7 separate regions of the Mus musculus genome follow, and regions 1, 2, 3, 4, 5 and 7 are each linked to region 6. Evidence: chromatin loops called from intact Hi-C (ENCODE). Cell type or tissue: left cerebral cortex. All regions are shown on one strand. Each heading gives the region's core, and the rest is flanking DNA. Links, peaks and the distances in the headings are about the cores only.

Region 1 (4,423 bases), core at 231-4,230, 270 kb before region 6:
CAATAATGTCCAAATACTTCATCATAGTCTGTGAAATTTTCCACAGCCAAGCTGCAGCCATCTTGATGCCCTCGTTTCCCACTGCTTCCCTGTACCCCAATACATCACCTTAGACATAGTCCTCAATTTGCAATTTTTGACCTGACCTCTATAGTCTATAGCCATACTTAAAGCAGTTTTTGGAGACTCTAAAACAGTGTTTCTCAACCTGTATGTTGTGACCCCTTTGGGGGTCAAACAATCCTTTCACAGGGGTTGCCTAAGGCCATTGGAAAACACAGATATTTACATTATTATTCATAACAGTAGCAAAATTACCATTATGAAGTAGCAATGCAAATCACTTTATGGTTGAGGGTCACCACAACATGAGGTGTTAAAGGGTCACAGCATTAGGAAGATTGAAAACCACTGCTCCAGAGGAAATACCTCTGTTCCTAGGACTTTGGAAACCTCCTCTAAGCATGTGGGATCAGAGGTCACCTTTTAGCGTTTTGGACATCTATATAGACTACAATTCTGCCTCCTTATAGGGCAGAGTTATATCTGCATAAGATCACTTTGGAGAACTGAAGCTATTAGCTCCATGGTGACCCATTATCTGGGGTATTATTTGTGGCATATTCTAATAGTGATATATAATTTGTCCATACAATTCAGATCTTTATAATAAAATATGAACAGGCCTTTGTGGAAAGAAAAGAGTCTTGTTGAACAAGATGACAGGACACAGCAGGGCCTGCCATTTGTGTTTTTGTTGGTCACATTCCGTAGCATCTGGAGGAAGTGACAGAGGTCCTGTTGCATTCATTTTCTGCTGGTGGTGTGGGTTGAATGACTCAAGTGTGGGGTGCCTTTAGATGGAGAAGCAATTAGGGTAAGGCACTGTTTGTGTATTTGATTTTCTGATCAGTATGTGGGTCCCAATGGTGATTCACACTCAACCTTCATCTTGGAGAGAGAACTGTTCAGAGATGTTGTGCCAGACAAAAAAAAAGTCTTGAGTGCTCAATTCTTGGAAAGTTCCAGATGGTCAGTGAAGCTGAGCCTTTCTGCAGAAGAGGCAACGTGGTTGGAAGGATATGCTCCAGAATTATGACTTGGGTAGCATGCTGGGGACAATGAAGTTTTGGATTGTTTTTACACTACTTGAAGCTCCTGGGGCAGGCTGGGATCAGAGAAGTGCATTCAGGGTAAATGACTGCAGTTTAGCACTGCCTACAAAGGTATGGTCAGGGTCAAGAGAAACCAATGGGGGTGGGCAGAGCCTACAGCACTTAGTATCAGTTCTACTACCCTAGGCAAGAAGAGGAACAGGAGAGATCAGTTATAAGAATGGAAGTGTGGCCACAGATGGCAAATTCAGTGTTTCCACATCCTCTAGAGCCTCCAGTATTTCTGGGGATCAGTTTTGGCTGTACTTAATCAATTCTTCTGAAAGTTACTCTCCATTCGGTTTTCTAGACCTGCTCTGTACCCTATTCTGTGCTTGGATGGGCTACATATACCCCAAAGGGCTTTCTGGCTCTCTGGCTCTAGTGTGTTGGCCAATGGGTGACACTGTTAGGAGACTGGACAGCTGAGAGATTGGTTAAAAATGGATTCTTGCAGATTGCCCAGCCTGCGTTTGGCCATGGCAGAATTCCCCTACTGAAGGGCACAATTACTAGAGCCAACTAAGCATGCTATGGGATTCTCATTGTTGAGTTGAGTGCTTGCTCTACTAATTGGAAGAGGCTGATGGATTGGAGATGTGGACTAATACATATCACACAGAGAGATGGAAGCTTTTGTTTGCACTCATCATGCTCAGGATTTTAGAACTCAGTGAAAGCTAGTAACTTAAAAATGCCACTGAGATGGTACGGGTGCCATGAGGCTTTGGCACGGATGCAGCTAGTGATGGTGGGTGGTTCCTAGCTTTTTCTGCAAGGTAGGAGTGAGATGATGGCGTGAGATCCTGAGGCATATAAAGGTTTGAGAAAGAGGAGGTGGAGAGGGGGCTTGTTGGAGCCAGGAGAGGGACTCCATGTAGCACAGATCTGCCTATCTACAATCTATACCTGTCATTGCAGCAGCCCATGGCTGTGGCATCCGCAAGCTGTGTCCTGTAGATTGGGGTGGAAGAAGAGGCAGATGCTCAGAACAGTCCAGGGATCTGGTGAGGGTGGATGTGGTTGCAGCATAAGGGAGTGGAGATTTATTTTGATTTAGTTTGAGGGAACACAGTCCGCCACAGCAGGGAAGATATGGTGGCTTCACGGTGGTGGGAGATTGTAGGTCTGCTTGCCTACACCTCTATGGATCAGGAAGCAGAGACGGGACTGGAATAAGGATGGTTATAAATCTCAAAGCATACACCTTCCCCAGGCCCACTTCCTAAAGGTTCCATGATCTCTCAAAATACCACCACTAGCTGGCATGCCAAATTTTAAAATATAAGTCTGTGGGGACCATTTTACCCCCATAACATATTCTTAAACTACTTGAGGATCAATGAGTTCCAACTCCAACTCTTGGAGTTGTGCCTTTGGCCACTACAGATATGAATCTACCAGAAAAGTGGGATTGTGACTATCACAGAGGAATGACACCATTCTAAAGAGAATACTCTGTGCGTTACCATAGTAATGCTGAAAGAGCTAAGGGTGTTATCCAGCATGCTGCAGGTGTTAACAAACAAGGTATGCAGGCAAGACTCTTACATAAATAAATAAAAAATTAAAGTATCTATCAAGCACACAGGTCCCTCAAGGAGTTGAGACAGCTTCCTGAAGCTGGTAAGGAAAGATGACAAAAGGCAGAAGCCAAAGGGAAAGAGACCAGAGCTCAGTGGAACCTGCAGCCTGCTCTGTCAGAGCAATCCTCTCTGTGGGAGCCACGCAGTAGGGAGCAGGTCCCTGGGAACTTATGGCATAAAGGAAGTACAAAGCTAGATGACTGGCATAAAGGAAGTACAAAGCTAGATGACTTGGGACGTGCACGTGGCTCAGTTGGTGGAGTGCTTGCCTAGTAAGCATGAAGCTCTAGGTTCCATCCCCAGCACTTGATAAACTGGGTGCAGTGGTGCACATCTGTAATCTCAGCCCTTAGGAAGTACAGGCAGAAGAATCAGAAGTTCAGAGTCAATTTCTGCTACATGGAATTTGAGGCCAGGCTGAGGTACATGAGACCCTGTCCCCAAAGAGACAGGCAGGCAAGCAAGTAAACAAGCAAGCAAGCAAGCTAATCTCTGGCCTGTGAAAAAGACAGATTGAATTGTGCTCTGGGTGGAAAGGCAAGCATACCCAGAGAATGGAGTAGGGCCGCAGCAGTGGAAGCATGATGCTGCGGAGAATGGGTGTGTTGGGAATGACTGTGCAAGGCAGCGGCAAATAATGGCCTGTTGGTCCTGGGGCTGCATGGGTAGAGGGGTACATATTTGGTGGTATCTATAACATGAGTGGAAACAAAAGGGATTCGAAGATGTAGAGGAACTTTGTGGACAGGTGAGATGGCCCCAAGTGATGCCAGGATTTGGGGTGGACAGGCAGATCAGGAGACAAGTGGAAGACCATCAGAGCAAGTGTCAACATTTCCAGGGGGAAAGTGGTAAGAGAAGGCAGAGAAGCAAGGGCATATGGTGGTATGGGCTGCAAAGGGCTTATGTCTAGGGAGAGGGGAAAGATGGCTTTTCCTGGGCCATTCAGAGAATCTTTTTCAGCAAATCCCAGCTTGAGCTTTTTGTTGGGTGTGGTGCTGCCACGTTCTGGCCACTTGCCTGCTCTAGGTAGGAATTCTGTAGAAGAGCTAAATGGCTGTGGTGCTGTAATTGGATCTGAGACTCTCTCCCTGCTGCTCTGATTCTAGTTTGATATTAAATAGGCTATCTTCCATGAGACATCAGTCGGTAAATAGAACAGGAGGTATGGCTAAATAGTTAAAATTATTTTCATCATTGTGATTGTGATCTGCCTTGCCATTTCTAACCAGATAGCCACTTATCTTCCTTGAAATTTTGCAAGAAATCTATTATTCAAGAATGCAGGCATGATTTTGGGGGTGGTTGAGTTAAACATTTTTTTTTTATGGATTAGATATGAAATTCAGTAAAAATAATTGAATTAAATTGAGTGACATGAATAATTCATGACATGTAATTTCACATCAGTTCTGATGTAAGAGTAAAGCGATCAGTTTGTGTGCTGGAAAAATGTATTTTATTATTTAGAAAGGTAGTGAACATTTGCTATTTTGGAGGATAATTCATTTTGTCATTAAATAGAGATATTAAATTGTGAGAGGAAAGGAAAGCATACACTTCAACAAGAGGCCCTGATGCAATTCACTTCTTCCCTCTTTATGCTGAAGCACTTGCTGCTCTTGTCAGTCATGAGTGACCCCAGTAGACTGGCTTAGCCTTCCAGATTTTCCAGATGAGTCC
Region 2 (4,423 bases), core at 92-4,091, 55 kb before region 6:
AACTTTGTGACTAAAGTCAGCCTCTTGGGGTCTTGCCCAAGAAAAACCCCTCGGGTAGCAGCAAGCTTTCTGTTCAGCACTTTCCCTAGAGATTGGCTGAATCGCTGCTGCTGACTGCTGCCACGCTCCTTCCTGGAGGGCTCAGGAGAGGCCCAAGTGATGGAGTGAATGGGGGTCTTCTTGTTGGTCCTTCCTTCCTCAGAGGCTGTGGTGCGTAGCTTTGGAATGGAGGATCTGTGTTCTTGTGTCGGGAGTCAGCCCTGGAAAGAGAGCAGGATTCGAGAATCTCTTGTGCTTCCGTGTGATTTCTGTGGGGAGCCCAGGTCCTACCTTTCAACTGCAGTTCTGCATTAGAAACCTGGACATGTTTGTGGGAGACAATGACTTTGAGAAGATCAGAATCATATTGTCTCTCTCTCCTCTCTCCCTCTCTCCATTGTTTCCCACTCCCACTCACTGCCCTTCACCTTCTGCGTTCTGTGATGCTAAGTACAAGAGCCTTCCACTTCAAAAAATTCTTTTGAACCCTACACAGAACAATTAAGCAAAGAAATAGTTTTTCATCTAATGTGTAGGAAATTTTGTATCTCAAAACCACAAAGATTAAACAACGGAACAAAATGCTGTCAAGAAGCAAACAGCCTTATTATGAAAGGGGAAACAGGACCATTGGTGTAGAGAAAAATATCCCAAAGCACAAGGAAGAGAGCCACGGTGAGTTCTCATTGATTTTACACTGTCTTAGCCTGTCCCAGAATGCACTTCTCAGTGCAAGATGCTGCCATATTGCACCTTGTTGCGGCCACCCCCTGTCCCAGCTGCTATCTGTGGGTTAGCGTTTGTATATGCGGTGAATGTGTAGGGACACTCCGCCTTGTTTGATGTATCTTTCTTTAGCTAGCTCCAGTCTTTACATACATCGTATTCTTTTGCTTTGAAGCCATGAAGAACACGATCTTGCATGCATGCATGAGGTCTCACCTCCCACTCTGCAGAGAAGTCGGCTCACCGAAGTCTTGCTGAGTCTCAAGTTGAGTTTCCACGCAGTTGGACTTTGAGTTAGTGGAACCCACACTGTTTGTGAAATCCCACTGTGTAGCACAAAATAAACACCCAGACTCAGGGCACATAGAGTGGGGTCAGTGAATTCTTAAGAAATTTTCTGGGAGATCATGTCTTAACCCTTGTTTTTCAGTGAATGAATGTCTATTAAGGAAAACACAGATAAGCAGCAAGAAGAGAATAAAAATGATATTTTTATGTTTATTTGTCTATTTATTTGTGTGTGTGTGTGTGTGTGTCTGTCTGTCTCTGGAGTAGGGTGAGGTAGGGGGTATATCTGCCACAAAAAGCATATCTGGATGTCTGGACAACTTGTAGAAGTCAGCTCTCTTCTTCCACCATGTGGGTCCTGGGTCACTAGGCAAGCCTTGCAGAGACATGTTTGACCACTGCACCATCTCACAACCCTATTTTTATTATTTTTGTATGTGTGCTGCTAACAAATACCTTAAGCAACAAGGCCCTACTATAGAATACATTCTGTTTTGTATCATAACTTTTCATAGATCAATATTTATTACTATCAGTACTAGTTACTTTTCTATTGCTGATAAAACACTGTGACCAAGGAAACAAGAAAGAGTTTATTATGGTTTATAGTTTCAGGGGGTTAGATTTCATCATGGCAGGGCGGAGGCATGGGAGCAAGTAGCAGGAACTGAGAGTTCCCATCTTTAGTACCAAGCATAAAGCAGAGAGTGAAAACCAGAAATATCACAATATCAAAACCCCACCTCCAGTGGCATGCTTCCTCCAGCAAGGCCACACAGCTCCTAAGCATCTCCAAAGAGTGCCACCAACTGAGGACCAAATGCTCAAATATAGGAACCTATGAGAAACATTTCTCTTTCAAGCAACTGCAATATCTTTCATACTTTAAATGTTATTTTATTGTGTTGTTATCATTGCCAAGTTATAAAGCATAGTGTCTGTTAAATAGATATACCATGGCTTTAACCAGCCCAGTGTCGCATGTTCTTTGGGTTGTCTGCATTTCCTCCCTCTGTGCACTGCTGTCATGGTTGCACAAATATCTTTACTTCTTTCAGGACAGGATTGTGTTTGTCTCTTTCACCATCTGCATTGCTAGGATTCTTCCTCCAGCTTCTCTTTCCACCACCACCGCCAACCCCCGTCACTCCTTTTTGCCTAGCACATGGTCTGGGCACGCAGAGCACATATAGGTGCTGAGTAATGATGCACGACTGAGAAGAGACTGGCCCTGGAAGGATGGAGAGTGGGTGAGAGAAAGTCAACTCAGAGACACTGGGAGATAGAGTGTGCACCAACCACACTGCTACCCCTTCAGTTCTCAATTTCTGAGCTAGAGCAAACAAAGTCATGGAAGGATGTTCCCAGCTAAGGCATTGCTGCATCCAGAAGTCCTGAGTCCCTGGTTCTTAACTATGGGTAAGAGACAGAAAATGATGGCATGCTGTGGCAGAGCTAGTGCAGGGAGGAGTAGACTAGCCTGGCCTATCAACTCTTTAATACATGAAGGACTGGAGGCCTGGGCAGTATGACATAGTTGCTGTAGAGTCAAGCAACCAGGCTGCTCTTGGATTCTTGGTGGTTGGACTCCAGTTGCAGAAAGAAGATTCTGATAGAGGAAGGTCTTAGGAGGGCTTCCACAGCAGATATGGGAAGGAGTCCATCAAATCTGAGAGTCTACACCAGGAAGGCCCAGCCATCATATGACAGGGGGTCAGAGTAGGACAGTAGAGAGTCCTTGGAGTTTGATCATATCCAGTCATGGTCCCTTTCCATAGGAACTGGATCCTAGACTCTCAGCAACCGAGAAACTTGATTCTCATATTTAAAGAAAGGATTTGAAGAAATGGCCTATTCACATTGAAGCTAACAGAAGTCCAGACCCTTTGCAGTCCCACAGTCAAGATGGGCCCAGCATTCCAGAATACTGAGCCTTTGCCTTGACCTGAAACCCCTTCACGTAGCTGGGAAGCCTGGAGCAAGTAGTCCGTACCCAAAGAGAAGGATGGTTTCAGAGCCAGGCAGTCTGGATAAACCAACCTTAGTTTGCAGTTCAGTGTGTTGATCATCTCTCAGTCCACACAACTAGACCCTGACCCAATCTCTTTGGCAAAGAATTCTTAGGCTACTGGATTGGTCATTACTCCCCACCCCCACCCCCAGGTTTTAGAACATACATATATGAGGTGCATGTAAGGGGAAGTGTCAATACTTTGTGAATTCAAACTGATACTTCAGATCCCAAGCCCTACAGTTTTCACTCAACTAATTTTAAGTCTCATCCACATCTCTTCTCTTCAAACCAAGAATCCTTGTTTTAAAAAAACAAACAAACCACAGAATGGGAACCTCCCACGATTATCACAATCATTTCAGAATAACAGTAATAGTATTGGCACCATCTAGGGCAACACTGACAGCACCTCAATGTATTTGATGCTGTCATCCTCCCTCCTCCCATGTCCCACAGTTGTATTGTGTTGGCAGTAGCAGACCATAGAGTCCACACATACTGTATCTCCCCCTTGTAGTTCTCCAGTCTTGGTTCCATGGGTGGCACCATGGTTAACACTCACTTTCCATCTTTATGTGATGCCCCTTCATTGTTCCAGCTGTCTGAGAGTAATTTCCTAGTAGATTCCCAGTGAAGGCTCACCTCATGGAAATGATGTTCTCTGAATTCTTGTATGGTGATTGCAGTGTGTGCCCTTACTGGAAGGCAGTTTTGCTGGGTATAAAAACTGTCCACACTTCCTTTTCTATCAGAAGTGTGAGTATATTGAATAAAAAAAAAAGTAAGAAAATCATCCAAGCTCTGCTAGCATTAAAGTATTGCTATCCAAAAGCATATGATAGCTTAAACTCCTTTGTTACAAATCATGTGCTCTTTTGTCCTAGATGCCTAGGGATCTTATCCTCAGATTTCAGTCCTGGAGTTTTTCTAGATCACCTACTACTGGTACTGGTCACTCTGGGATGATGGTCTGAAGTGTGCCATGCATTTTTCAATATGTCATTTTAAACCTCCTTGAATGTGAGGGAAGCTGCCTTATCAAGCATGTTGACGCTTTTCTGTTTCTTGTTTTGGCTGTTTCTTCTCGAATAGGAACAGTTCCTATTCATGTCACTTGGTTCTTCTTTGCCGGCTTTCAGGATTCGGCTTTTTCTCAAGGAACTTCTCTATCATTTTCCTCATTTCTTTTTTGTTTTTGAAAACGTATACCCTGAGGCAGTGGCTCAGTTGGTCAAGTGCTTGTCTGGTACATGAAGACCCCTGAGATTAAACTCCAGCACCACATGAAACAGGCATGATGGTACCCACTGCATATCTAGCACTCAACAAGGGGAGGCAAGAGGATCAGCTACATAG
Region 3 (4,423 bases), core at 263-4,262, 310 kb before region 6:
AACACCGTATCTTGAAGGATATAAATTGTTAGAACTTGCCAGAAGCCTGAGTGTAATTAGGATGTAATTACAGCACGTGACAGTAAATATGGAGGCTGGCTCAGAAGGAAGTTGTTGGAGTCTAAAGGAAAAGCAATGCTTAGTCCTGAAAATAGCATAATTATTTTCTCTCCTCAAAAAACAAATCTCAGAGGTTTGATATGGTAGCCACAGCTTTAATCCCAGGATTTAGGAGGCAGAGGCAGGTGGGTCTTTGAATTCCATGCCACGGCTACAGAGAGAGACTTTGTAATCAACAAACAAGCCAGGAAACAACTCAGCCAACACAGCTAGTTTGTTAAATAAGGTTAAACTTGTATGAAGGAAACTTTAAAGAAATTGAGATGCTTCTTTCTTTCAAAATGCTTGCATGAGTATAGTACAACCATTAGGATCATTGAAAACATTTAAACAGTGTACACAGAACCCTCAAAATGTTTAAAGTGGGGCCAGAGAGATGGCTCAGCAGGTAAAAGTGCCTGCCACCAAGCTTGGTGTTTTGAGTTGGATTTCTAGGACCACAAGGCAGGAAAGAAACTTTAGTAAGAGACCCACTACTCTGAATAATAAAACTCTAAACAATGCTTTTACTTTATTTTTTTAAACTCATTTCCCCTTGGTAGGTAAGTAGAAATGTGTGTGTGTGTGTGTGTGTATATATATATATATATATATATCTTACATACTAAATATTATGGACTGTGGTTCTGGGATACCTAACATTACACAAGCAGTTTCCCTTAACATTACAAATTCTTCCGTTACACAGTATTTAGTTACGAAGTTTTTCTTGCATGACCCTTGTTCTGTCAACCACAAAACAGAAAAAGCAAGTCACTGTGTGTCAAAGGGCAGTAAATTACAAGTACAATTTTTTTTAACACATTTTTTTTTAGTGACCAGGCCCTCTTCAAGCCTGGACGGGACATCTTGGATCTTGGGATGGTTTCAGGCAAGGCCTCGTAGAAAGAACCTGCTTGGCATAATGTCACAGCAAAAGCAAGCCACAAGTAAACTGTTGAGAACAAGTTGGCCCAGGAGACTTTTACATTATAAGACAAACACCTTAATCTGTTTAACGTTGTGTGTCTGGCAACATTCTATGCAGTACACTAATCCTAGTCCTTATATTACAGTCCCACATGAACACAAAGTGGTAACTAAACCCACGGAGAAGCTTAGCTTCAAAGCTTCAAATCCCTGTGGGCGCTAATCCTCAGTTCCTTCCTTCATGTGAGACTACCCGCCCATTTTGGCAGTGTGTAAATCAAAAATCTCATACAGGACCTCTGAAATCACTCATCTGGTCCTAGCCACCTAAAGATTAAGGCTAGAGATTCAGTTTAGGAATATTCTCTCATAATTTCTGAAGTCCGTCTGGTCCAACTTCACCATTAACTTCATTCACATAAAGCGTTTAACAATGTATTTGTGCCTACATTGTTTACTTTATGGGCTGTGAGATGCGCTGAAGAATGTATTTATACATTTATACACGTACACACACTATATGTTTATATTTCATGTTGAGTACTTGATCCTTTGTGGTGTTGAGAATTGTGCTTTGGTTTCACTTTGGATCGATGTGACTTATCAAGATGGTTCCGATAGAAATAGACAAATTTCCTAGCTGTCCATCTAGCCATCCTCTTATAGGTCTGCCTTTCTTCTAGCTCGCTGCCTTTTTATGCACACACATTGATTTCCCTTTTCTACTTTGTGGTTGAGTGAGTACATCGCACCCGGAACCCTGGCTGCGGAGGTGGAGAAACGGCAGCAACTCTGACCTCCCGCGGTGGCGCCCAGCCAGCATCAATTTTGGCCCGCGCGGCTTCACGTACTCTGGGAACTTTGTCCCTCAGAGACAGCCAGGCCTGGAGGTCTGCCCCGCGAGACGGACACGCCGCCCATGCTCTCCGCCTCTAGAAGGGCTCTCCAGCTCCTCTCTAGCGCCAACCCGGTACGGAGGATGGGCGACTCAGCTTCGAAAGTCATCTCCGCAGAGGAAGCCTTGCCGGGACGCACCGAGCCGATCCCTGTAACAGGTAAGGTGGCACGGCTGCTGAGCATGCGCGTGGAGCCTGCGCACAGCGCCCTCCCGGAAGAAGACGTGCGGGACCGCGGGTGGGTCCCAGGTCGGAGTCTACGCGTGCGCAAAGAAGCAGCGAATCCCCCCCTCCCCCCAGTTCTCCCGCCCCCCAGCCCGGGAAGGGCGGGAGCTCAGCTGGGCAGTCTCCTGCCTGCGTGCTTCTCTTTGTTTGAGTCTCGCTCTGAAAGACTTTAGCGTTGGGATCGACCCAGCCCGTTTGCTGGTCTGCAGCTCCGTATTTGGGGCTAGTGGAGTCTGGTGGGAGCCCAGCCTTAGTCTTCCTTTTCACCTAGGCCTCTAGGAGCGTCTAGCGGTGCCAGTTCATGGAAGCGCTGGAGGCAGACCTAACAACGCTGGGAACTTAGGTTTTGAAGTGTAATTTTCGGCCAGAGCTGGTTGCAAGAACCCTCCCCAGTTTGTAGTTATTTCAAGGGCATGCTGGGTTGTCTCCCCCGTTTGCAGAAACTCCACGTGCTATGGATGAAGCCTCTAAGAGGTGTCTGTGTGTGCTCCCTTAAGCCCCAGGCGCACGTGAGAAGATCAGCTGATTACCTGTGTGACTCAGTTTTCTCCTTGCACCACTTAGGACCTAGGAGTTGAAATCGGATTGTAGTTCTTGTTGACCTTTTACCTTGTCAGCCCTATTGTAATGTTTCTAACCCCCCACTCTTGGGAGTATTCGTTCCTGAAAGGTTCTCACTGTTCCCAGTACAGAATCCAAGTTCATGTGCTTTCCACTTGGAAAGGGACCTGAATATTTTAGAAAGAGTGGGGACAAAGAGAATGACTTATTTGGTAAGTTAGCAAAACCAGAAGAAGGTGGCCAGGTAAACTGTTTTTTTTTTTTTTTTTTTTCAGGCTCCATTTATCTTCAGGCAGAGAGGGTTGAGGAGAGGGGTTTAGGGCAGGAGCTGACAAATTATAGGCCTCTAGGTATCTTTCTAGTTTGGAGTTAGGCGTCATAAACCTGGAGGCCAGCGATCCGTTGACCTGACCCGTAATCACAAGGCTACTGGATACTTCTGTGGACAGTGGAAATATCTTATCTTGATCTCTTCAGACTTGAAAGGGGAGAGGAGAGGCTAGGAGATTTTGCTAAGCCATTAACCTTGTGCTACTCAGTTCAAACAAACATTCCTTGAGTGCAAAGTAGAAATACAGTTGAATACAACATGGAGTTTTTGACGCTGAGTTTCCTTTGAACCATAAATACAGTGAAAGCCACAGACACGTCCCAGGGGTTATCTGCAGCAGAGATGGAGGGAGACTTCTGATAGGTTACACAGCTGCACAGCCTCCAAACTTAATGATTTTTTAAAAGTCAAGTATAAGAGGAGCATGGGTGTCATGTCGCCCAGTCACATGGCAGGCTGGAGGGTCTCTGGTAGGGAGGGATCTAAAGTAACTGAGAGAAGGGAAGCTAGAGGAGTTGCTTAGGGTTGCCTTTGGTTCCAGCAACACTGTGCCTCACTACGTCTTATAAGTTTTGGTGACCATGATGAATATGAAAGTCTTTATATTTCCTAGTTGGGAAGTTGTATCCTTCTCTATTGCAGCCTCTGCTCTCCTCATGTCTCTATATGATCTATTGAGTCTTGTTGTTATCTGTACCCCGTTCTCTCAAGAGCCCTGTGGCCAGTGGAGCCCCCTCTTAGGTGACAAGGCCCATCTGTTTAGTATTGCTTTGCCTAGTCCCAGCCATGCACTGTCATCAGATGCCTTTGGAGCTAAACCCGCCATCTCAGCTTCAGACTTTCCCTCTTTGCATTCTCTAAGATGGCTGTACCCTTTTATCAGCTGCAGCCTGGTGGCAGATTTACATTCTGCAAGAAGGCAAGATTCAAACCTTCAAGGCTTTTAAATTTTTCTTTCCTCTGGGCCACCTCGAATGGATGGAAACATGAGCAGGTTTGGGTGACTGGTTCCTGCTTACATGGTAGCACACAGTGGGCCTGGTAGAAGCACTATGTTCTAGAGTTTCTGATATAACCACTCTTCCCATGTTGTATGTATGAATGCATGCATATATGTTGCTTTTGATATAATTTTAATGTGCATCCCAGGTTGGTTTTGAACTCACTGTGTAACCCATGCTGGCTTTGAACTCTCAGTAGTTTTTGCTGCGGTCTCCTGAGTGCCAGGATTACCAGCATATAATTCCACCTGTGCTCTCTTCAGTTAAGAGTGGGGTGGGGGAGAATTGAGTATGGGAAATAATTGTAGTGTGAGGAAGGCCTTTGCATCCACAGCTAGAAAATCAAGAGACTGGTAACTAGATTAATTAAAAGTCTGTGT
Region 4 (4,423 bases), core at 155-4,154, 500 kb before region 6:
AGATTTATTAACTAAATCTAGGGACTTTTAGTGTTTGCTTGTTTTATTTTTGTTTTGTTATGCTCTGTTTTGCCTGATTGGTTGGGATTAAAGCTAGTCTGTCTAGCTTCAAAGGTTGGGGGGGGGGGGGAGTCAACATTAATACAACATCGCCACCTTGTGACTAACATGCTTTCTCAACGTGGCAGGCCTTAACCTCTGTCGTTCACTTACGGAGTTTGCAGTGCTGACTCCCAGACCTCCTGAGCTTTGTTGGTTGTTAGTCTTGACCATTAAATATGTACTATATGTAAACACACACACACACACACACACACACACACACACACACATCTAGGGCGCTGTGCACCCTCATTTCCTTCCTCTTACCATCTTTGTAAACTTTGGACAAAAGCCTCTGAAGAACTTACACCTTTCAACCTGAAATCTACATTTTAAAAACTAGGGACCTGTCTTTCACAGCGCTAGAAGGTTCTGTGCAAGACCCCAAAGGAGGAAAGCAATCGACACTCCTGGCCAGATGTCACCTCGATGAACCACAACCATGATTAGCCTGGCAAGGCATTTCTAAAGGTGCAATAGTGATAATCATATATCTAGGCATTTAGCGGCCTGCTCAAAGGAGGAAACTCTTGCTGGATATGGGAAATCTAACCAACCACCTGGGGCTAGTGATGTCATGGATCCTAGATGAGAGCCTATGCCTGCCATTTTGCCAGAACAACATACTACCTAGCCATATTTTAAATACTTGTTCTTTAAAAAAAACAAAAAGATTTATTTAATTATAAGTACACTGTCGATGTCTTTAGACACACCAGAAGAGGGCATCAGATCTCATTACAGATGGTCATAAACCACCATGTGGTTGCTGGGATTTGAACTCAGGACCGTTGGAAGAACAGTCAGTGCTCTCAACTGCTGAGCCATCTCTCCAGCCCTAAATGCTTGTTCTTATACCCCACAGGCAAGTGGAGCTTTCACCCCTCCTCAAAGAAGCTGTTGTTTGCACTGGATGGAGAGCATCACAGAAAGCCACAGCTGGTTAAAATACAAAGAAACAATGGAGTGTGGAGTGCCCAGCCCCAACAACTGTATCTACAACACAACTCCCGCACCTAGGCTCAGGGAAGACTGTAGAAGAGGGGTCAGAATACTTGTAAGAGCCAAATGATCGAGACCGTAAATCTCCTGTGAGGCTGTGTCTCCTGGAAACGGCAGGGAACCTGCATCCATGATGCCTCTGCAGTACAGCTAATGAAACAAAACCTGAGCTACGACAATAGCAATAGAGAGACGTGCAAACAGACAATAGCAATAGACATACAAACGGGGAAGGGGCACGTCTGGGGGCGGGGGGCATTCCTAGACAAAGAACTACAGGCAACTAATGACTACTGAGAGAAGAATTAGCCTCTCCCAGAAATCAGCCCCTTAATTGTCATCCCTTAAATCTTCGCGTACAAGCAACACTAAATGGACTCGTCCGGTTGTATTTAAGCATTTCCCACCCACTCTCCCCACACATCAGAAAAGGAGGCCATGAATCTGAGAAGGAATAAGTAGAGGCATAGAAGGAGCTGAAGGGAGAGGACACGGGAGGGTGAAATGATGTAATTACCTTTTAATTAAAAAACCCATTAGGAGCTGTTGGGATCTTGTAACACTGGTCATTTCGAGTGCTCAGAAACTTAATGTGTTTATCATCCGTGTCCCAAACAAGCAAAAACTGAAGGACCAAATTTGGTTGTTTCTTTAAAAATTCAGTTTTTTTTTTTTTTTTGGCAGGCAGCCTGTATCCCTGCGGGCCTTCAGAAGAAAAAACTAGAGCCGGGTTTGCATGGAGCAAGCACTGCCCTCTAGTGGGTACCTGTGATACTACAGCTTAGGAGGAAGCCTCTGGGAGCTATTGAGCTATTGAATGCTTTCACAATGGTCTGTTTTATTTATTTTTTGTGTGTATGGGTGTGTGTGTGGGGGGGGGTATGGGTATGGATATGGGTATTGTCTTAGTCAGGGTTTCTATTCCTGCACAAAACATTATGACCAAGGAGCAGGTTGGGAAGGAATGGGTTTATTCAGCTTACATTTCCACATTGCTACTCATCACCAAAGGAAGTCAGGACTGGAACTCAAGCAGGTCAGGAAACAGGAGCTGATGCAGAGGCCATGGAGAGATGTTACTTACTGGCTTGCTTCCCCTGGCTTGCTCAGCTTGCTTTCTTATAGAAGCCAGTACTACCAGCCCAGGGATGGCACCACACACAATGGGCCCTCTTACCCTTGATCACTAATTGACGAAATGCTCCACAGCTAGATCTCTTGGAGGCATTTCCACAACTGAAGCTCCTTTCTCTGTGATAACTCCAGCCAGTGTCAAGTTGACACACAAAACTAGCCAGTACAGGTACAGATATGTGTGTGCCTTTGGAGGCCAGATGACAACCTGCAGAGTCACTTCTCTCTCTCTCCGTCAAGGACGGCCCAGGGATTGAATTCAGGTCACTGAGCTTTGGTCGCAAGCACCTTTACCAGCTGAGCCATCTCATCTCTCGGGACTCTGAAATTTTCTCTTACAGCTTCTGATCTGCTTTCCACACTGCAGGAGCGCATACTGTCTTCAGTGCTTTATCTGATCAGACTTCCTCTGACACTCATAAGTAGCTATACATGACCTAATTTCAGGCTCCTTGATTTCCTGTACCTCTTACAAAAAGTATCCAGACCACCCACTATCCAGGCTTCCTGCAGCCCATTTCATTCTGTTGTTGTTCTGTAGAGCTATGGCTGGAACCCAGGGCTTTGTGTACCCCGGGCAAATATTCTACCAACTGAGCTACATTCCAGCCTCTAGCAACTGTCCTTTATTGTGACCTGCAAGGACAATATGTTCTTGCTTTTCTAACTCTGCACCAAGTTACTTGTTGTTAAAAATAACATATACAGTCATTTATGCAAAGTGCTTTTGTGGAGAGCAGAGAGAGCCCTAAGTGTGTGAACACTGAGTGAATGTGTATGGTTGCCATGAGCACAGCCATGGCCGTGAGGGGCTTTGAGTGGGGGTGTTGATTATGTACCCTATAGCTCTCTCTCTTCTCAATATTTACTGTCTGAAGACTGTTCCCCTACAGAGGCTGCCCTCACTGAGAATAGCTAAACCTGTCCATTTGATCTAGCAGTACACCATAACACCACCTCTTTGTTTATCTGTATCTAATAACTCTGCCTCCCTATTCAGTTGTATGCAGTAACCTCACTGCTGTTTAATTCTATACAACAAACATGCTGAGCTTTGGGGCCCTTTGGCTTCTCCGTCAGAAAGCCCAGTTGATCTGCCCGATCCCAGTGTGACTGTGTCTTTGTGTCTGTCTTTTCTTCATTCGCTCTATGCTCCCGGTCTGGACAATCCCTGGAAGCTGTGCAAGGATGCTTTAGGAAAGAACACCAAAGGGTATTATTTCCCACCAAGTATGAGAAAGATTCAGAGAGCAAGAAGAGGAAATACACAGTTCTACCCACGATCTACTCAAATGCTGTGGGCTACAAAGATTTCCCCTCCTTGCCAAGAACACCTCCCATCCCTCCTCACTCCGGCCCTGACCCTTGACACTAAGGAAAAGGCTCACTATGTAACCCTGACTGGCGTGGAAGTCACAGAGATTCACCTGCCTCTGTTGACATTAAAGGTGTGCATCCTTTATCTTTATATGGTAATTTAAAGCATACGGAGAGACTGTTGCCAGGGAAACAGAAGGTAGGCTCTGGTGTTGATTATGAGGGAGGGGGTCCATCTTCAAGAGCCCCAAGGCTATAAATCCCTATAACATAATTGCCTTAAGAATTGAGACCCTAAAATCATTAAGGAACCAGACCAGGGACCAGAGCCCCCAAATATTTTTTGACATTTCTGGCCTCTAGCCAGGGTTGGACCAAGGGACATTTCCAGCTTCTGGCCCAGGCCACAAAATCAAGGTATCATCCTTAAACTGCTTGCTTTTTCTCTCTCCTGTCCTCATCAGTAGTGCTTCTCAATAGTTCCTTTAAAAAGTCTGAACTCACCAGCATTGCTAAGGACAAGGAGCACAGAGACTCTGCTGATACAAGTTAGCATAACTGCCGTGGGAAGAGGCTGGCAATGGTAACAGGTGAAGCAGATTCTCTCCTGGATTCGTTCCTTGGGGAAACCTGCACACATGGGGAGCAAGGGTGTATTCACAAGAGGAGCAGTAATGCAGGGTAGAAACAACACAGATGTCCGCCATCAGCATAATGTATGATTAAGCTGTTGCGTAAGCCTGTCATGGAAGATCATGGTGAAGGGTGAATGAAGCAGACCTATTTTCAGGGAAGAAGGACGAATCTAGAAACTTCCTGTTGAAGGGCAATAAACATAACACAATAGAGTTAGCACAGTGTTAATCTC
Region 5 (4,423 bases), core at 278-4,277, 630 kb before region 6:
TTAAGACTGCCAGGAATAAAGACCATGAATGAGGAAAACATACCAAGCACATAGGCTGAGCTTTTTGTTGTTGGTTTGGTTTGGTTGGTTTTTTTGTTGTTGTTTTTTAAATTTTTACAACAAAAATTGAAATCACCACAAGGTGTCAGGATAGCGCTCAATTTGCAGCTCTACATGAAAGAGCCAAAGTGAACTGGCAGGAATTGATGACACCTGGAGCTTTCAATGCAATGTTTCTGAAAACAGAAATATGGGCATAATCTTTCATCATGGGAAAACAAACGCAGATGTCTGTAGGGCCAATCATCTCCCTCACTCATGGAATCGAAACTATCCCCACGTTTGACTTTCCACAGGAGCTTCTCTCCGTGTGATGTCTTATCTGCCCTTGTCTTTTTACACAATGAGCCTCTACAGCTAGGGCTTGGTCTCTAAGTATGTCTAACTTAAATGAACACTGCTTCTTAAGAAATGGTGGATTCTGGGTCCAGAAAAGGAAATGTGGACAAGATGAGGCAAAATGTCTACTGTTCGTGGGGCAACGGAAGGGACTGCCACCACTCAAATTTAGGAACATTGGAGCTTTGATAAAAGTAATGAATACCCAGGAGTCAAAGTCTTAAATCTAAGAGTTCATTATGACATGAAGACAACTTTACAAACCAGTAATTTTGAAATAAAAACACACCACCACCCATATCACACTCTTGCTTTCCTACTCTATGGTACATTATGCCTTGCTACTCCCAACCTGGGCCTAGCACCGCTGAGCATGACATGCAATGACAATGAACAGAACAACAGGACAGCACAGGCACGACAAGCAGATCTCAAGGTGAGAGAGAGAATCTGGACATAAAAGAAACCTGGGTAATCCCACCAAAGACACTTAAGAACGCTGACTACACGGCTTATGGCCTTAAAGGAATTACTATTTTGATTGACTGATTTTTAAATTTTTTTCCTATTTTTTATTTCTTTGGTTTTTCAAGACAGGGCTTCTCTCTCTCTCTCTCTCTCTCTCTCTCTCTCTCTCCCTCCCTCCCTCCCTCCTTCCCTCTCCCCTCTCTCTCTCTGGGTGTAGGCTAGGAAGTATATGAATAGAGTAATACTCTCTATTCAATCTTTTTTTTCCTCAGCCAGTGTCAATGTCCCAAAGCTTAATTAACAGAACAGGGAAGGTGCCCCGAACTGAACTCAACACTCTGGGGAAGACAGGGTTTCTCTGTGTAGCCCTGGCTGCCCTAGAAATCACGAAGATCTGCCTGCTTCTGCCTCCCGTGCTGGGATCAAAGCGTGTGTCACCACACCCAGATGATCCTCTTTCTTTAAGTACCCATATTTTGAAGCCACATGCTGCTTCCAGGTGAAGTCTGATACGAGGGTGGCATCAAGGTGCTCCTGGGGTAGGGGTCAGGGTGGGGTAGCATGCATGACCGAGCCACGCTAAGCGGCTGGACACTGTGGAGCAGGTGGGCAGGGAAGCACCACTTTCCTTCCTGCTTTCATGCTTCCTATTTTCCATTAAATCTTAACATTTGTTAAAAATAGCCATGTTATCTCAGACACACATTTTTTTCAGTGACAAATTTCCATTCTTCCTCTTTTTTGCGACAGGGTAGCTCCACATAGCTCTGGCTGCCCTAAAACTCACTCTGTAGACCAGGCTGGCATCAAACTCTGAGATCCACCAGCCTCTGCCTCCCAAATCCTGGGATAAGGCTGTATGCCACCACTGCCAGGCATATTTTACACTGTGACAGCCGACCTCCCAGAGATGTAATCACTGTCTGTCATCTCAGAAATGGCCACATAGAGCCAAAAAACTTACATCTCAACCTCTGATGAGCAAGCACATGGCCTCAAGGAGGAGGTTGTGAAGCCAAGTACAAATGAGCAAGAGCGAGACTGTTGATGAGAGCACTGCAGGCCTCCTCCTCATGCAGACAGTTGCAGAAAGCAGCTCAGCTCTCAGCAGCACCAGCTTCCCCCTTCCTATGGCTGTGTGCTAACTTACTCCTTTCGACAACCTCAACTGTAGAATACTTACTGAGCAAAAGCTTGACCTAGGATGAGTTTAGAACTAAGAGCTGACCTAGGCTTGCTTCTTCACAGATCTTTTAGTCATATCCTTTAAACTAAAGACTCTTGCTGATTTTGTCACCAAATCCTGTCAGGATTCTGAACCACTAGCAGCACTGGCCCACTAGGGGGCATCTGGAGATTCAGACAAGGACTGCAGCATAAAGAGGGAAGAGGAGCAGGTGCCAGAGAACATGAGACCCTCCATGTTATTCACCAGGAAACACCACAGCGCCTGTAAATCTGGTGCTACCTGACACCCTTTCTTACAGTCTCATTCTCCCAGAATATTCCTCAGTCTCCCTCAGCACCTATCATCTGAATTCAAGCTTCTCTGTACACAGGCACATCTGGTACCTGCAGTATCACAGCAATGGATCTTGCGCTAGAGGCTTCTGCTCATACTCACATATCTCTAGCTACTGGACAGCAGGAACCTGGCACTTTCATCTCTACCCTGGTACCTGACATAGCTTTTTGACATAACACTCACGGTTTGCCATGAACAACATGCACAGGAAGACCAGATAGAAAGGGCTGGAAACTGTTGGCTTGAATGGCACATGCAGAGGCACTAAGTAACCAGGGAGGTACAGAGAAGCTAGGCCAGGTGAAAATGAAATGGCTAAGGGACAGGACCATAGAGAGGCAGAGCTGGAGAGCTCCGGTAATAGAAAACCCACACGGGCTGGACAGGTAAGCAGCTCACTCACCCTGACAATGAGTGGCAGAGAAGAGGTGACTGGTCCAAGCCCACAGAGAAAAAGTACTGGAAGTGCTGAGTGAGTCTTCCCAGAAGTGTGTCAAAACACAATCCCCAAGATACTGAACACTAAAAGACTTCTCTGAAGACGGGCATTTATAAGTTGTTGAAAATGAGTTTATTGTATAACCTACAATCTCACTGATGGTCCCACCTGGGCTCCTTCTAGACGAGGTCTTTGGCTTACCATGCAGACCAGCCTGTTCTCCTGGGCTTCCTTTTCAGAGCTGACCTCTGTAGGATCGTCTCCTCCTGCAATCCTCTCCCCAATAGCCCCACTGAGTCGCATCACCTCCACGTGCAGCCGGCCTGCCACCTGAAGAAGGAAGCAAAGCAAACGCTGGTTTCTGGGTTGAGTTCTTTCGGCCTGCCAGGACCTGTCTTCCTTGATAAAGCCAGAGGGTAACAATGTGTGAGGCACTAAAGGTGAGTTTCTAACAGCTGCTTTGCAATCTGAGTAAAACAGGAAAGTCCTCCTTACAGCCCAATGGAAACCCAGGGTGCCCATGAGACAAATATTTATCACTAGTTAGGACTGGTTTAAAACAAAGATATTAACAACAAGTGTCCTGTCAGTACCCCTCACTGTCCCCTGAGCTGTCTGCTGACTGAGGCAGTGATAGCCAACCTCTCCCTTCTGGTTGATGATCGGCACAGCATACTGTAACTTCACGTCATAAAACAGGGTCTCCAGGAAGACATTGGCCACACCGATGAGACTATGGTTTTCCTGCTCATCATAGAATGGGTCAGCACGCTTGAAGTAGGACCGGCTAACCTAAAAGAAATTCCAAACATACAAATTCAAAAGAGGGGAAAAAAAAAGAATCATCTGAACAACAACTTTTACCATTATATCCTGATTTTTTTTTTTTTTTTTTGAGACTGGGTCTCACTGCATGACATTGGTTAATCTGGAAATCACTATACAAGCCACAGCTGTCTTCAATTCACAGAGATTCTCCTGCCTCAGGGACTGAAAAGCAGCAACTGAGAGCACTAACCTCTTCACTGATCTTTTAGGCAAGAAGATCCTGAGTTGCTAAATACACTACTGCAAATTAGGACAGCAACAGCAGCAGCTGAACTTTTTTGGCATTCATTTTTATACCTATCTCTAAGTCAAAGAAGGAGAGGAATACTGAAGAAAATTACAAATTTAGGCAAAAATATTACCTAACCATAAAAAGCCATTTCTATTGAGTATAATCTAAAAATAAATAAATAAAAGAAAAAGCTAAGAAAGAAAGCAACTCCAAGTGGAAACGGGCCCAACAGGATTGAAAACACTGGTATAGGTAGCAGGCTGTAGTAGTGTTCCACCATGATCCCGCCTAGGAGGCTGAGTGAGAAAGAGCCTGAGTTCAAAACAAGCTGGGCCACAGAGAGACCGTGTCCAAAAGAAACTTGTAGACAAAAACAACAAGCTACATGTGTTTGTTTTAAGCACGTACAACTGCATGGCTGAAGGGAACGAGGAAACGTGTCGGCAGAGGAGCAGCACCAGGACAGAGCTGGACACTTACTCTGGGATCTCAATGCCTTCAGGGACCTTCCTAGCAGTGCGAACACCAGGGT
Region 6 (4,423 bases), core at 187-4,186:
CTGTCTCCATCTCCCTTTCTCTCTCCTTTCTTCCCTTCCTCCCCCACTACGGCGTGTGGGGGTTATGTGTATATATCCCCCATGTGTGACTGTGTGTTTCTGTGTCTCTGTATCTGTGTGTGTGTTTCAGTGTGTGTGTGTGTGTGTGTGTGTGTGTGTGTGTGTGTGTGTGTAAGACACACTATAGCACAGAATTCGTTAGAACTAGATCCAAAAGAAAACTAAGCAGTCTCTAGATTCAGAAGCAGTCAAGCATCGTCCCTGGTACAAGCTCCCTGTGCCACTAGAGGGCAGTCTGAAGAATCGACCTCCACTCCTCCCTGGTCCTGCTGGACCTTTCCCCCTAAGGCAAGAGAAGCCAGCCTCCTAGAAGTCAGACCCCAGTTTTCTGTGGCTCCTGTGGATCCCAAGTTTAACTTCTGTTATAGAAAACTGATTCCATGCCATTAACATGTTTAAGTGAACATTGATTAAATACACAGATACATTTTACAAATAAGGACATAAATAAAGATCTAACACTTAAGCCTAAATTCTTTTGGTGGGTAGAGATGGGGTTTGGAATAAAATTAATGTTACTTTCAATAACAGAAGGGTGAGGAAATTTGAATTATAGGTACCCCCCCTTTCATGGTGAGTTTCCTTATTGCTAATGTGTCCGCTTCTCTTCATAAGCTTCTCAGATTGTGATCAGGACCAGGGTCAGAGTTGGCTCTGGGGCCAGACATGTTTCTCGCTGGCCCTGCTGCCGCTCCACCTGGCCTGAGCTGAGGGGTCCCTGGCCCACTTTCCCAGGGATGGAGGAGCATGCGGTTTCCATGCCGTGCACCAGGTCTGCTGGGCACTTGGGGGATGTCGGTGACTAACGACGAACTTATTAGAGCATTTGCAGTAAGCGGAATGGCATATTTATTTGTTAATTTTATTAAAAGAATGGATTTCCCCAGGCAGGCCTTGAAGGTCAGATGGGCCCACTGTGCCCCTGCTGGACACTTCCTTACATCTGTGGTGTTCACAGGTGCGGCTGGGCTGAGGCCATCTGTCTGGGCCTGAGGTCACTGGGCTCTGGAGGAAGGCCGCTCTCTACCCCACAGTTGCTTGCTCATAGGATCTCTTCAGACACAAAAGAGGGGCATATATGGAGGGTCAGCAGGGACTCCTTCAGGAGGGTGAGGGGTGGGGGCAGACTTGGCAGGGTGCACACTTCCTGTGCCTGCTAATGCCTTCCCAGGAGAGCAGTGAGCCTGGCGCAGTGCCCACTGGACAGAAAGAAGCTTCCTCAGTGGGATCTGCAAAAGAAGGAAGGCCTGCGAGGCGCCCTGGGTCACGTCAGGGAAAGGAAAGAGAGGGTTGGAACAAAAGTAGGGCTGATTCCTTCTTTTAGGGGACCTAGAAATCTCCAGAGCCAAGTGTCACCCCAACCTGGGTTCTTAAAGTGATATCCTTCCCCATACATTTATGCATACGTTAAAAAAAAAACCAATACTGGAAAAGGAGGAGAGGAGGGAAGGGGAGGGAAGGAAGGTAGAGAGAGGTGATGAGAGGGGGGAGGGAAGGGGAGGGAAGGAAGGTAGAGAGAGGTGATGAGAGGGGGGAGGGAAGGGGAGGGAAGGAAGGTAGAGAGAGGTGATGAGAGGGGGGAGGGGAGGGGAGGGAAGGAAGGTAGAGAGAGGTGATGAGAGGGGGAGGGGAGGGGAGGGAAGGAAGGTAGAGAGAGGTGATGAGAGGGGGAGGGGAGGGGAGGGAAGGAAGGTAGAGAGAGGTGATGAGAGGGGGGAGGGAAGGGGAGGGAAGGAAGGTAGAGAGAGGTGATGAGAGGGGGGAGGGGAGGGGAGGGAAGGAAGGTAGAGAGAGGTGATGAGAGGGGGAGGGGAGGGGAGGAGAGAGAGAGAGAGAGAGGAAGAAGGAGGAGGGAGAGGAGAGGAGAGGAGAGGAGAGGAGAGGAGAGGAGAGGAGAGGGAAAGAGATACAGAGATGGGGGAGAGGAGAAAGTGGAGGTAGAGGGAGAGAGGAAAGTAGAAGAGAAAGCATGGGAAGAGGGAGGAGGGGAGAAAGAGAGAGAGGAGAGAGAGAGAAAAAAAAACAAAGACACAAACCCTTGAACTCTTGAGATTCTGAGACACTGTTTTGAAGTCAGCAAGATGGGAGGTGGGAAGGGAATGGTCCAGCCAGCCGGCACTCTCCTCCGGAAGGACTGGTCCTGGCAGAGGCCTGTGGCCAAGGAAGAGGCACCTGGTGAACCAGGCTGGGGCTGCCTGCCTGCGAGTCAGAAACAGGGGTCTGTCCAGCACAGGAACCTTATGCCTGGCAGATCTGAGCCAACCTCATCAGTCTTCCTTCCCAGAACCCATTTCAGTGCCAAGGGGTGGCTAGTAGGGCCTGAAAGAAGAGCCAGTCTCCTAGGCTGGGTGGGGTTCAAGAAAAGAAAAAAGGAAAAAGTCTATCTCATGAGTTTCCTATGGCTTCCAAAGAGGTTTTATGAGTGAAGTTTCTGCCATCTTGTGGCCAAGACTGGTACTGCATGAATCCCAGCTCTGCTGCCTCCCCTGCTCCCTAGCACTGCCCAGTTGTTCCCTGGGTGGAAAGGGCAGCCTCTGAGGAAAGGAGGGTTCAGAGAGGCCTCTACCCACATTCCAGCCTCGAGGAGCTTCTGGAAGGTCCCAAGTCTGGGGTTGCCTCTCACCCATACAAGGACTATCATTTGTGAAAGAGAGGATATGGGTGGGCCACATAGGAGGAGGAGCCAGGCCCTGTCCACCTTCCCAAAGGATAGACACCTGGGTGACCTGGGAAGGGAAAAAGGAAGCAGAGGACTTACTTACCCCCTCGGCCCTCGGGTGGCAGTATAGCTGAGGTTAAAACAGGAGTCCCCTTCCCAGAGCGTGAGGCCCACATAGACAGGTTCAAGGGAGGGCAGCACCCTTTAAGCAGATGCCCCTAGAACAAGAGTGCTGTCTGAGGGCAAAGGTGTGTGCACCTCTGGGCAGAGACCAGGAAGGTGTGAATGCCACTCACTTCGGCCTTTGTCTCGAGTACGTAGACCCAGCCACAGGAGGCAGAGCCATTGTGATCACAGAGCTCTCATCTCCTTTCCTTGTCCTGGATCAAGAATGTCAAATGCTGACCTGACTTTTTCTTTCTGCAAGCTCCCTGCCACCTGAAGCAGATAGTATGTACTTTCATGGCATGGAGCTGCTCTTTAGCGCAGCATTCCATCCATACCACCACCCCGTGTCCCAGAGCTGCACCTTCAGGTGCTGGTGATGATTGGATGGCCCCGGTTACTGCGGCACTCCCAGGACATGCCCACCCTTTGTGTAGTGAGGTTGCTCCGACTGATGGAGCCATGCCAGCAGATTCTGGCCCAAGTCCTCATCCTCCTGAGGTTCCCTTTCCCTGAAAACTCTGCTACCAGATGGTGAGCTAGCCGGGGTTCCACCATGGAGCAGAGAGCTTTCAAGGTGTTTCAGAGATGAAGTTTGCAGAGAGAACCGGGTGTTCACAGACTCCTTTGAAGGGCAGTTAGGGCAAAGGCCTAGAAAAGCAATAGACCATGACAATATAGGGTCATCCCTGAACCACAAAAACATATTGCCACAAGGCCCCAATTGCCCGCAGCCCAGGAACAAAAGACCCCAGAGGTGACTGGGGGGACTGTGGCAGAGTCTTACAGATGCCTGTATCCATCCTCGTGACTGAGCCTCTCAAATCTCAGCCCTCCTTTGTGTCAGCCACTAAATTCCACTTTGGTGTCTCCAATGAGTGGGGCAGAAAATGGGTGAGTGCTGGTACTAGAATCTGGGCAGTGTGGTATCCAGGCATCAGGCCACACACGTACATCAGACACATGATCTCACATACAGTTTTTATATGGTTGGGGACAGTAAAACTTTTCACTGGTGGCTGCTATGAGACAGATATTAACACTTGAAAGTCTTTGCCTAGAGTCTGGCATATAGTAAACCCTCAACAATTGCTTGCCTACCAAAAAAAAAAATCTGTGGCTCCTCTGTGTTGTGTGGTCCGACTGGACATTGATCCTCAGTCTTCCCAGGCAGTCTCGGCCTTAATGCAGCAAATCTCCCTCCTAGTTAAGAGGGCTGAGTAGGGAGAGCTTGAAGCAGTGAGCGGCACTGAGCATAGAGGTGAGATCTGCTGACTGGCAGATTTGAGGGTCCGGCTCATCTCAACTGTAGCCTGGCCAGTGCCCTCATCAATGGGCAGGCTCGCTGCTCCGAACTCAGCTCTCAGAGTGAGCTTCTAATGCCGTATGTTTGAACACTTCAGGGCAACTGGCAATAAAATAGACTGAGAACACAGCTGAAATCCAAAAGGGAAAAAGGCAAGGCTGCACTCCACAGGGAGCCATGTCTGTTTCCTAATCTGTCTCCTGCCCCAAATAGCTCCGCTCTCCTTCCCCGAT
Region 7 (4,423 bases), core at 264-4,263, 440 kb before region 6:
GAGTGTGTCTGTGTGTATCTGTGTTCAGGTGTGTGTGCATGTGTGTGCAAGGCAGAGTGCATGTTTGCCTGTCATTTTTCATCACCTTATTCTTTGAGACAGGGTCTCCTACTGGCCTGTAATTCTGTGATTTGGGTAAGCTGGCTAGACAATAAACTCCGAAGATCCTCCTGTCTCTCCCTTTCCAAGGGCTAGGATTACAAGCCCGTGCCACTGTGGTCAGTATTTTTACACACACACACACACACACACACACACACACACACACACACGTAACTAAAAATAAAATAAAAGAGTGTCATGGGCATGTGTCTGAATATGATCAAATAAAATCCAGTTTCTTGTGTAATAGTCCACACTAAAGAGGGTGAATCACTCTCATGAGTGCTCACTAGAATAACAAATGGGCTATGCCTAGTTTATTATTGGAGCCCAGAGCAGGATAGGTGGATCACATGGCTTCACTAGATGCAGAGAAAACCCTGCATGACTGCTAGAAACATTCTGAACATGGGGCTACAGCTCTTTATTCTATGGATTGAAGGCCTAAGAGGAAAAGCCTTCATCAGGCTGGGGGCTGTGTGCTCTTTGAGTCTATGCTACCTGATAAGCTTCCTGAAGCCAAACTTGCCTCAGGTGGCTGTGGTCCTTCTCATCCCAAACCTGGACCATCACAGGGATGTTGTTGGTGGGTTGCCAAGATCTGTTTTTGCTCTGTAGCTTCCATTCTTCTAGCTTCTGATGCACGGTTGCTGAGGGCCAAATTTAATTCTTTAGGAATGGCTCTTATCTAAGGAGAGATGCCACATCTGAAGCTCCATCCCACATCCAATGACGTCACTGCTAGGTCAAAAGGCTGGACCTCTCTAAAGGGATGCCAGAGTCTCTTGTGGCTAAAACATTTTTTGCGCCCCCTCCCCATAAAGACGCTTTACACAGCCCATCTTGAGCTCACGGTCCTCTTGCCTCAGTCTCCTAAGTGCTAGAATTACAGCCCTGTGCAATGGAAGTTTGTCTGAAGCTTTTATTGTGACCCTGACAATCCCTTTGCCCAGATGTTTCTCCAAATACACTCTTCTACAACCTTCCAGAGTGCAAGTCTCCTCACCAGGCCATGTTCCAGAGAACTCAACCCATGTGGTTCATATTGTGACTCACATGAAGAGAAAGAACCTTTTTTCATTCCTTAAATTTCTGTAGTGTTGTATTTAGTTGTTATAGTCGTGTTACTATTATTTGCATTCAGTTGTTATTATTTTGTGTGGGTACATCTATGTGTATACTATGTACCATGGGAGAAGGGACAACCTCAGCTGTTGTGTTTCTCTCTCTCTCTCTCTTCCTCTCCCTTTGTCTTTCTGTCTCTCTGTCTCTGTCTCTGTCTCTCTGTCTCAGTCTCTCCCTCTGTCTCTCCCTCTCTCTGTCTCTCTCTTTCTCTCTCTCAGTTCACTGCTTGTGTGCAGTGCCTGTAAAGGCATGTATCCTCTGGAACTGGGGTTACAGAAGGTAGTTGGCTGCTGTGTAGGTGCTGGGAATTGAATCTGGGTCTTCCAATAGAAGAACTGTGCTCTTAACTACTGAGCCACCCCTCTAACTCCCCTTTAAAATCCAATCAACCAACCACCAACCACCACTACCACCACCACCACCAGCAAACATTGGCTCTGGCCATTGGTCTTGTTCTCACACACTTGCAAATCAAGGGACAAAAAACCTTGCCTCATTGTACTGTCTTAGGATCCATTCAATTATTGATAGCAAGGAACACACTGACCCGAAAAATCAGGTGATCTAAGTCCCTGTTCTGTTCCTTCAAGGCACTCATTTACTGACTTTGAACTTTTCTCCTGGCCATCCTTTTATGTGTAAAATGAAGATGGGGCAGGGGAGTGTCAGTCATTTGAAAGGTCTCATCCAATTTAACAGTCTATTATGATCCTTGGTCTGATTTTTTTCCCCTATTAATGAAGATCTAGTGGCATCCTGCGGCAGTTGTATTTGTTGAAAATTTCCACCCAAGTGAAAGATTTGGAATGTGACCCTCCATTGTGACCTCTCCCTTGCTTCTTCTAATCCTGTCTCCTTTGCCTTCTGTCCGCACCACCTGTCCTCCGTTTCCCCTTGACGCGGTTCATCCGCCAGCCAGAGAGCAGGTCCAGAAAACCTCAGTGTTCTTTGAGCTCAGCTGCTTCTGTGTGCTTCCAGCTGAAATCCCATCTGGAGCCAATGTGCTGGGCCAACTCCTCCTGTGAAAGCCATCTTCTCCCTTTGTGCCTCTCAGCCCCGCACCCTAGGGGCGGCTTGGACAGACTCACCCCCTGAGGTCAAACTTGGTGTGTTTGGTTTTTCTCCTTGAAGACAGAGCTCTTTTGGAATCTAAATGCTCTGGAGGACCTGTCTCCAGGGACACGATTCTGTGGTTGGCGTTGGTTGCCTGCTAGGAGGACCCAGGCTGCCCTCATGCCTCTTATATCTGAGTGTAGACATTGCAACTGGACAGTCAGAAAATGCTTCCCCTTCATTTAACTGTGGTTTGCATTGGCATAGTGCACTTTTAAAATTTTTCTTTAAAGATTTATTATATGTAAGTACACTGTAGCTGTCCTCAGACACCCCAGAAGAGGGCATCAGATCTCATTACAGATGGTTGTGAGCCACCATGTGGTTGCTAGGATTTGAACTCAGGAGCTTTGGAAGAGCAGTCAGTGCTCTTAACTGTTGAGCTATCTCTCCAGCCCCAAGGTAGGGTGCACTTTTATATCTTACCAACGCATCTGCAAAGTAGCCAAGTTTGCTGTGTGTGTCATTCTCATTATAGGATAAGGAACGTGAAGTTAAAGGTGGCTCTTCTAAGACTACACTGTATTCATTTCTTCTTTCCTCTTTGCACCAGAATACTTGATGGAAGCAAAGAAGGGTTTTTTTTTTTCCTGGCTTATGGTTTCAGGTGATAAAAACTCTGTTACGTCAGGGCTGGCACGGCAGCTGGGACTGTGGGAGCTTAGTCTTGTCTTGGTGTAGTGATTCTCAGCCTTCCTAAAGCTGTGACCCTTTAATACAGCTCCTCATGTTATGGCGATCCCCAACCATAACATTATTTTTGTTGCTACTTAATAGCTGTGATTTTGCTACCGCTATAAATCACAATGTAAATATCTGATATGCAGCCCCCCAAAGGGTCGTGTCCTACATGTTGAGAACTGCTGTCTTGGTGGATCAGGAAGTAGACAGCCAGACCAGGACCAGAAATGCCTATCTGCTTTAAGGCCCACCCTCTACAATTGACTTCTGATACTTAGGTCACAGTCCTAGAGATCCTACCCCCACAAAGTGCCACCCATGGAGGGTCAAGTGTCCAGACATATAAATCTGTGGGGGCCATGTCGTATGCAAGTGACACGACACAAGATAGAGTCAGATCAGGACTTAGAATGTGGTCTTCTAGTTTCAAAACCTCTGCTTTTGTCTGGGACTGTAGCTCATGGTCACTTGTTTAGGATGGACACACTTTGTGGGTTAAGCCTCAGAACTTCAAAACAAAAGCAACAGATGCATGGAAATAACTTGAGCTTTTAATTCCCCTTTGTGAGCCCAACAAACTTCTTTTCTAGATCCACTCCTAGGTCCTTGAGATAGTCTCCAGGTTCCCAGGAAACCTAGTTGGACTCTTGGTATGCAGATGGTTGGTTTGCCATGTCCCAAACTAGTTTGGGAATATTTCCAGACTAGGATCTATGCCTTGATAATCCTTGTGTTTCATTCTAATTAGGATATTTTAATCTTGGCTTGTGATAAATTAAGTGCATTTTCCTTTTAACAATTCCCATGATGATGATGGTCGTGTGAAGAACAACAGAAAGCTGCCCACGAGTGTGAATTATAGACCTTGACAAACCTTCTCCCCTTTGTTGTCTCCAGCGGCAGCATCCCCTACAATTCCCTGAACGCTGGCTTTCATAAAGGTCTCCTAGACTTTCTCCTGGGCCTGGGATCTGAGCTGTTTAAGATGCTTGGTGTGGGAGAGTTGCACTGGAGGCAAGGGGTCTGGGGAGTCACCAGGAGGGAAAGGAAGGCAGAGTGGAGTTTTGGGATGTGAATGGCCAGTCATCTGGCATGGTAGCTTGGCTGATACAATTCTTAAATGTTTTTTATAGACCTAAAATTTGTGGTGTGTGTGTGTGTATACACTTGTGTAGGCCATAGTGCCTGTGTATAAGTCAGCACAATTTGTGAAGGTTGGTTCTCTCCTCCACCATGTGGTTTCTAGAAATCAAGCCCAGGGTGTCAGTCTTGGCAGCAGGTGCCATTACCCACTGATCCACCTCCCTGTCCCTGATATAGTCCTTGAAGCTTCAAAAATCTTCCTGTGTCTCTGAGAGCTGAGTTAAGTGGTGGGAGTAGAGGAACAAGAGGGGATGTAAGG

The links. Hi-C counts contacts between places; a loop is a spot of excess contacts. Peaks named below come from ENCODE experiments on the same cell type or tissue, not always from the same donor. Only the 100,000 strongest peaks of a DNase experiment are listed, where the experiment ranks them.
Region 1: it touches region 6 in a loop (2.8-fold over the local background); 2 of 42 quality-filtered maps call a loop at or near these places.
Region 2: a loop joins it to region 6, with 2.0 times the contacts of the local background. A loop is called at or near these places in 2 of 42 quality-filtered maps.
Region 3: a loop joins it to region 6, with 4 times the contacts of the local background. A loop is called at or near these places in 16 of 42 quality-filtered maps.
Region 4: it touches region 6 in a loop (4-fold over the local background); 3 of 42 quality-filtered maps call a loop at or near these places.
Region 5: a loop joins it to region 6, with 11 times the contacts of the local background. A loop is called at or near these places in 2 of 42 quality-filtered maps.
Region 7: it touches region 6 in a loop (2.5-fold over the local background); 6 of 42 quality-filtered maps call a loop at or near these places.

What each region holds. Positions count from the first base shown.
Region 1 is chr14:64,397,790-64,402,212 of GRCm38, reverse strand. All of the region lies in intron 1 of Msra (methionine sulfoxide reductase A), which reads left to right. Among named protein-coding and RNA genes, the nearest start is that of Gm52130, 6.6 kb to the left of the region's middle. In left cerebral cortex, for the core only: no CTCF peak of the experiment used is centred there; DNase peaks (open chromatin) are centred at 985, 1,966 and 3,727; H3K27ac peaks cover 4,000 bases.
Region 2 is chr14:64,178,893-64,183,315 of GRCm38, reverse strand. The region is part of intron 5 of Msra (methionine sulfoxide reductase A); the gene reads left to right. Among named protein-coding and RNA genes, the nearest start is that of Gm52129, 18 kb to the left of the region's middle. In left cerebral cortex, for the core only: no CTCF peak of the experiment used is centred there; DNase peaks (open chromatin) are centred at 894 and 2,205; H3K27ac peaks cover 4,000 bases.
Region 3 is chr14:64,438,371-64,442,793 of GRCm38, reverse strand. Msra (methionine sulfoxide reductase A) reads left to right here and starts at 1,754. Exons shown (of 6, transcript NM_001253712.1): 1 at 1,754-2,084. The coding sequence starts at 1,949. In left cerebral cortex, for the core only: a CTCF peak has its summit at 2,124; DNase peaks (open chromatin) are centred at 1,246 and 2,099; H3K4me3 peaks cover 1,427 bases; H3K27ac peaks cover 3,150 bases.
Region 4 is chr14:64,621,891-64,626,313 of GRCm38, reverse strand. Gm36924 (a long non-coding RNA gene) reads right to left here and starts at 1,737. Exons shown (of 3, transcript XR_383509.2): 1 at 1,622-1,737. In left cerebral cortex, for the core only: CTCF peaks have their summits at 180 (motif pointing left), 780 (motif pointing right) and 1,862 (motif pointing left); DNase peaks (open chromatin) are centred at 1,843, 2,230, 2,996, 4,119 and 3 more places; H3K4me3 peaks cover 334 bases; H3K27ac peaks cover 1,541 bases.
Region 5 is chr14:64,750,706-64,755,128 of GRCm38, reverse strand. It overlaps Kif13b (kinesin family member 13B), which reads right to left. Exons shown (of 40, transcript NM_001081177.2): 20 at 3,474-3,623; 21 at 3,033-3,161. It overlaps Gm26225 (a small nucleolar RNA gene), which reads right to left and starts at 1,211; the gene lies at 1,077-1,211. In left cerebral cortex, for the core only: a CTCF peak has its summit at 2,191 (motif pointing right); a DNase peak (open chromatin) is centred at 2,199.
Region 6 is chr14:64,124,094-64,128,516 of GRCm38, reverse strand. All of the region lies in intron 5 of Msra (methionine sulfoxide reductase A), which reads left to right. It overlaps 9630015K15Rik (RIKEN cDNA 9630015K15 gene), which reads right to left. Exons shown (of 4, transcript NR_167725.1): 2 at 2,823-2,937; 3 at 2,097-2,259; 4 at 886-1,113. Among named protein-coding and RNA genes, the nearest start is that of 9630015K15Rik, 10 kb to the right of the region's middle. In left cerebral cortex, for the core only: CTCF peaks have their summits at 298 (motif pointing right) and 2,516 (motif pointing left); DNase peaks (open chromatin) are centred at 295, 1,137 and 2,490; H3K4me3 peaks cover 535 bases; H3K27ac peaks cover 3,443 bases.
Region 7 is chr14:64,568,934-64,573,356 of GRCm38, reverse strand. No RefSeq gene overlaps it. Among named protein-coding and RNA genes, the nearest start is that of Mir124a-1hg, 17 kb to the left of the region's middle. In left cerebral cortex, for the core only: a CTCF peak has its summit at 2,616 (motif pointing right); DNase peaks (open chromatin) are centred at 428 and 2,211; H3K27ac peaks cover 2,446 bases.